2 separate regions of the Homo sapiens genome follow, and region 1 is linked to region 2. Evidence: chromatin contacts called from ENCODE Hi-C or POLR2A ChIA-PET data. All regions are on one chromosome and are shown on one strand. The core of a region is the stretch at or near the end of the contact, and the rest is flanking DNA. Distances in the headings are between cores, read along the strand shown.

Region 1 (3,073 bases), core at 539-3,038, 39 kb before region 2:
TACAAAACGTCTTTATTTAAAATTAATGGCCGATTTGTGATTCAGAAACAGAAACAACTGAGTACCAGACATATCCTATAATGTTATACAGCTGTTCAAAGTCCTAAATCTCTATAGTAGATATGTTTCTTACTAATAAAAGAAGTAGATTCAGGTTAACAACTAAATGCCCCTGAAATTGGCCAAACTTCAGATTGGTTAGCTCAGACCTCCTCCGTATTTAAGCAGCACAGAATAGAGGCAGCTGTAGCAGGAACTGGGTGTGCTACAAGATACCAAATACAACAAGGTGAAAGGTTTAAGTCAAATGCTTCTAGAGTTCCAACCAAATTCACTAGATTTCAAGCCTTTTGATCTCAGGATTCCTTTACCTCTTAAAAACTGGAAACCTGTAATAACTTCTGCTATGTGGGTTATGTCAGTATTCACCATATTAGAAATTAAAACTTAAGAAACATTCACCTTTTTTTTTTTTTTTTTTTTGGAGACAGGGTCTCAGCTCTGTCACCCAGGCTGGAGTGCAATGGTGTGATCACGGCTCACTGTAGCCTCGATCTGCTGGTCTGAAGTGATCCTCCCACCTCAGCCTCCCGAGTAGCTGGAACCACACGCATGTGCCACCATGCCCAGCTGATTTTTTTAATTTTTAGTACAGACCAGGTCTTGCTATGTTTCCCAGGCTGGTCTCCAACTCCTAGGCTCAAGCAATTCTCCCACCTCGGCCTCACAAAGTGTTGGAATTACAGGCATGAGCCACCAAGCCGGACTCATTCACTTTTTTGGTTTATTTGTTTTGTTTTGTTTTTTGAGATGGAGTTTTGCTCTTGTCACCCAGGCTGGGCTGGAGTGCAATGCCGCAATCTTGACTCACTGCAACCTCCACCTCCCCAGTTCGAGCGATTCTCCTGCCCCAGCCTCCCAAGTAGTTGGGATTACAGGTGCCCGCCACCATGCCCGGCTAATTTTTGTATTTTTAGTAGAGACAGGGTTTCACCATGTTGGCCAGGCTAGTCTCAAACTCCTGACCTCAGGTGATATACCTGCCTGGCCTCCTAAAGTGCTGGGATTACAGGCATGAGCCACTATACCTGGCCCTCATTCACTTTTTAAAGCCCATCATATATTAACATAAATAACAATTTTTGCAAAAAACAAAACTTCTGAAACAATGAGAATTATAAAATAATTAAAAACATATATTTGCATATAATTACCTGACTTAATAGAAAACAGTTATTTACTTCTGCATTCAATCCGGTGCAATGTTATCTTGATTTAAGGATATAAAGAAAATCTGGCCTCACAAAGACATGTACTTGTAAAAGGAAGGACTATTTTAATAAACTTTTATAAATAATTATGGATATTTCTTGATATTACACTAAAACAACTGGTAATTTCTTAAAGGTGAGTTTTATAGGAGAGAAAAAAATAATTTTTCCTCTACCCTATCTGAGTTCTAAGTTGGGTCAGACCCCTTAACAAAAGACAAATTAACAAGAGAAAATCAGAAATATAATAAATATATCTCATGTATCCATGAGAGATACCCAGAGAAATGAGTAAATCTTTTCATTTCTAAGAGGTGGCTTAGAATTCAGACTTAAATATCATCTTCAGCTGAAACAAATAAAGAAGGGCACAGGGGCTAGGGAGCAATAGTTATGGAGAGGTGACCAAGAAAAGCATGGTAAACAACAGTAAGGCTTGTTATACAGATTTAAGTCTATGCCTTCTCCATTAGTAAGTTTCTAGTGATTGAGTCATCCTTTTCCTGGTAATGAGGAAGACACCCTTACAAGGGAGATTTCCTTTATAGATATAAATTTTCCCTTACAAAAGGGTAACTTCTACTCTGTTTTCAGAACTTCTCCTGTGTCTGCTTCTCAAAATAATCCTTACACCAAACAGGCATATTTTAGGGTGGTATATTCTAGTCTCCTACAGTTGCAAAGTGGAATCTGAAACCATATAAATGAATTTTCATGCTGTCTCATTAAAATGCATTGGATCTAACTTGCACTCTGAACAGATCTTTAACCCATGCATCACTGTATAATCAAACACCGGGTCATTTAGATAATACTGGTTCACTGAGTTAAAGTAGATCTTTCAAATGCTGGTACATTTCATTACACAATTTTTTTAACCCACATTCATTAATGTCACCACCCATCTCATCAGGAAAGTAATAAAAGGCTGTTATGCTCATGGTGGCCGATTCAAGTTTACTTACTTATAATTTCACTTGAAGCTCAAATTTTATCACTGTCAACCAATACAGTCAGATGTTTTCCCTGTAGTGACAGGTTCACCTCACTCAATTTGAAGACAGTCTCCAAATAACCAAGACTCAATAGCCATGGTTTGTCACTCATCCAAGTAAAAATGGTGTTCCATGAAAAAAGTGGGTACTTCAGTTCACAACGCAAACTGCGCAAGTGCTTTTCCCGGAGACAGCCATCATACTTTGGCAGGCAGAAGTCTTTGTGCACATTTTCCATTCTCATCACACAGAACATTAAAACGACAGTACTTAAGGGTACAGTGAAAGGTACTTAAGGAAAAAAGGGAATGAGGGCCAGGTGTAGTGTTGCTGCTTCATCATGGACAATCCTCAGTGGAAAACTGATTTTTTTTTTTCTTTATGAGCTCCTGGCAGTGAAGAATGCAATGTCTACCTAGGAGCGGAGTCTGGCGCCACTGCCTTAATTCATGGTAAGGTGTCAGCAATTTTATGCATCACCGCATTTCCACCATCGGTGCAAACACCAACGGGATGAAAATAGCAAATAACACATTAGCATTATTATGAGAATAGTCTTAACCATGTAGAACCCTTAAAAGGTTCTCAGAGACTACCGGGAGTCCACGCACCACACGTTGAGAGCCACTATATTAGATTAAGGTTGGGGCTGAGAGCCTGAAACTGGGTCTGGCTTCTCCAAGATACCCCACGTTCATGTAATAAATGTTTTAGGGCCAGGAGCAGTGGCTCATGCCTATAATCCCAATACTTTGGGAGGCTACAGTAGAGGGTCACTTGCCAGAAGTTCAAGACCAGCCTGGGCAA
Region 2 (3,010 bases), core at 158-2,657:
TACAGGCGCCTCCACCATGTCTGGCTCATTTTTGTATTTTTAATAGAGACAGGCAGGGTTTCACCATGTTAGCCAGGCTGGTCTCAAATTCCTGACCTCAGGTGATTCACCCACCTCAGCCTCCCCAAGTGCTGGGATTACAGGCATGAGCCACCGCATCCAGCCTTTAAAAAAACAAAATTATTTATTTTTTATTGGGGGACGGTATGGGGTGGGGAGATAGGGTCTGGCTCTGTTGCCCAGGCTGGAGTGCAGAGGCACAATCTTGGCTCACTGCAACATCTGCCTCCCAGGCCCAAGCAGTCCTCCCACCTCAGCCTCCCGAGTAGCTGGGACTACAGGCGCATGCCACCATGCCCAGCTAATTTTTGTAATATTTTATAGAGATGGGGTCTTGCTATGTTGCCCAGCTTGGTCTCAAACTCGTGGGCTCAAGTGATCCTGGTCTTGAACTCCTGGGCTCAAGTGATCCTCCTGCCTCAGCATGAGAGGCTGTGGCAGAAGAACTGCTTGAACCCGGAAGGCAGAGGTTATAGTTAGCTGTGATCACACCCTGCACTCCAGCCTGGGCAACAGAGCAAAACTCTGCCTCAAAAAAAAAAAAAACTGTTTTAATTTGTCCCAGCCACCCCAGCCTTCATTAACCACCACCCTGATCAGTCAGCATCCATCAATACTGAGGCAAGACCTTCACCCAGCAAGATTTACAGCTTACTAAATGTTAAGATGATCAATCAGCATTTTTTAGCAATAATTTTTTTTTTTTTGAGACAGAGTCTGGCTCTGTCACCGAAGCTGGAGTGTGGTGGCACAATATTGGCTCACTGCAGCTTCTGCCTCCCAGGTTCAAGTGATCCTCCCACCTCAGCCTCCCAAATGGCTGGGATTACCGGCACACACCACCACCACGCCTGGTTAATTCTTACATCGTTTTGGTAGAGATGGAATCTTGCCATGTTGCCCACGCTGGTCTCATGGAGCTAAAGGGATCCACCTGCCTTAGCTTCCCCAAGTGCTGGGATGGAGCTACCCACCAGGCCACAATAAAGTATTTTTTTAATTAAGGTATATACATTGTTTCTTTAGACATAATGCTACTGCACACTTAACAGAATGGAGTGTAAACATAACTTTTTATCTACTGGGAAACCAAAAAATTAGTGACTCATTTTATCACAATATTCATTTTATCACAATGGTCTGAGGTATGCCTGTATTTTTTTTTCTTCTACCATGTGAACTATTCCAAAGATAACAGAAAAAAAGTACAGACTTACAGTAGCTGCCTAGCTTCTTGCCACGGTCTGGCACAACGGAAGTGCCATCATTCCTCCCTGGTTTTATTCAAGTACCCAATGCATTCCTCACTTGTCAAGGAAAGTAAACTCAACTGGAGCCACAGCAGCTTGTTGCCTGGTCTTCTTCCAGGACCAATGCAGCTTCTGTGCCAAAAATAGAACTTGAAAGGAAATACTGACTATAAAACAAAAGCAAACAAAATAGTGGCCTGTATGTCTTCTTGCTCTGCCAGAGTTGTTTTTAACAAAAGACTTAAAAGCCACCAGGTATGGTGGCTCATGACTGTAATCCCAATCCTTTGTGAGGCTGGAGGAACACTTGAGGACAGGAGTTCAAGACCAGCCTGGGCAACACAGAAAGACCCCATCTCTACAAAAAGAAAGTAAAATAATTGGCCTGGCACGGTGGCTCACACCTGTAATCCCAGCACTTTGGGAGGCCAAGGTGGGTGGATCACCTGAGGTCAGGAGTTGGAGACCAGCCTGGCCAACATGGTGAAACCCCGTCTCTACTAAAAATACAAAATATTGGCCGGGCACGGTAGCATGTACCTGTAATCCCAGCTACTTGTGAGGCTGAGGCAAGAGAATCACTTGAACCCAGGAGGCAGAGGTTGCAGTGAGCCAAGATCATGCCACTGCACTCCAGTCTGGGCAACAACAATGAAACTCAGTCTCAAAAAAGAAAGAAAAGAATTAGCCAGGTGTGATGACATGAACCTTTACTCCCAACTACTTGGGAGGTTGAGGTGAGAGGATCACTTGAGCCCAGGAGTTCGAGGTTGAGTGAGCTGTGATTGCACCACTGCACTGCACTCTAGCCTGGGCCAATAGTATAACATCCTAGCTCTTTAAAAAAAAAAAAGAAAGAAAGAAAAGTACTCAAATATTTTATGTTACATCAAACAAAACAAAGTACAACCGAGTGCAGTGGCTCACACCTGTAATCCTAGCACTTTGGGAGGCCGAGGCGGGGGGATCACAAGGTCAAGAGATCAAGACCATCCTGACCAACATGGCGAAACTCCATCTCTACTAAAAATACAAAAATTAGCTGGGTGTGGTGGTGCACACCTGTAGTCCCAGCTACTCGGGAGGCTGAGGCAGGAGAATCGCTTGAACCCAGGAGGCAGAGGTTGCAGTGAGCTAAGATCACATCACTGCACTCCAGCCTGGTGACAGAGCAAGACTCCGTCTCAAAATACATACATACATACATACATACATACATACATACATACATACATACATAGTACTATACCATGTAAACTGTTAGTACTAATAGTACTTTTTTAAATTTCTTCTTTTTCTTTTTTGACAGTCTTGCTATGTTGCCCAGGCTGGCTTCCAACTCCTGGGCTCAAGCAATCTTCCTGCCTCAGTCTCCCAAGTACTCAGGACTACAGGTACACGCCACTCTACCCAGCTATGCTTACTCTTTAAAAAGCACATTAGGGCTAGGCGCAGTGGCTCATGCCTGTAATCTCAACACTGTGGGTGGCCAAGGTGGGTTAACTGCATGAGCTCAGGATTTCAAGACCAGCCTGGGCACACGGCAAAACCTGTCTCTGCAAAAAATACAAAAATTAGCTGGGCATGGTAGCACGTGCCTGTGGTCCCAGCTATTCTGGAGGCTGAGGTGAAAGGATCGCTTGAGCCCAGGAGGTTGAGGGTGCGGTGAGCTGAAATGGCACCACTGCACTCCAGCCTGG

Evidence for each region. Hi-C counts contacts between places; a loop is a spot of excess contacts on that map. ChIA-PET counts read pairs that join two places held with the same protein, here RNA polymerase II (POLR2A). Pooled maps may share reads with other maps.
Region 1: a loop to region 2 is called in a map of endothelial cell of umbilical vein, with 5 times the contacts of the local background. The contact joins two enhancer-like sites. A Hi-C loop is called at or near these places in 16 of 168 maps with a recorded cell type or tissue (B cell, CD4-positive, alpha-beta memory T cell, K562 and 8 more), 2 of 37 single-sample maps with no recorded cell type and 14 of 50 pooled maps. POLR2A ChIA-PET finds 5 or more read pairs at or near these places in 20 of 52 experiments (A673, B cell, BJ and 14 more).

What each region holds. Positions count from the first base shown.
Region 1 is chr20:47,606,051-47,609,123 of GRCh38, reverse strand. All of the region lies in intron 2 of NCOA3 (nuclear receptor coactivator 3), which reads right to left. Among named protein-coding and RNA genes, the nearest start is that of NCOA3, 110 kb to the right of the region's middle. Within about 2 kb of position 1,788, at least 2 of the 41 ENCODE cell types and tissues checked have a DNase peak (open chromatin) inside an H3K27ac peak, as active enhancers do.
Region 2 is chr20:47,566,553-47,569,562 of GRCh38, reverse strand. All of the region lies in intron 1 of NCOA3 (nuclear receptor coactivator 3), which reads right to left. Among named protein-coding and RNA genes, the nearest start is that of NCOA3, 66 kb to the right of the region's middle. Within about 2 kb of position 1,407, at least 11 of the 41 ENCODE cell types and tissues checked have a DNase peak (open chromatin) inside an H3K27ac peak, as active enhancers do.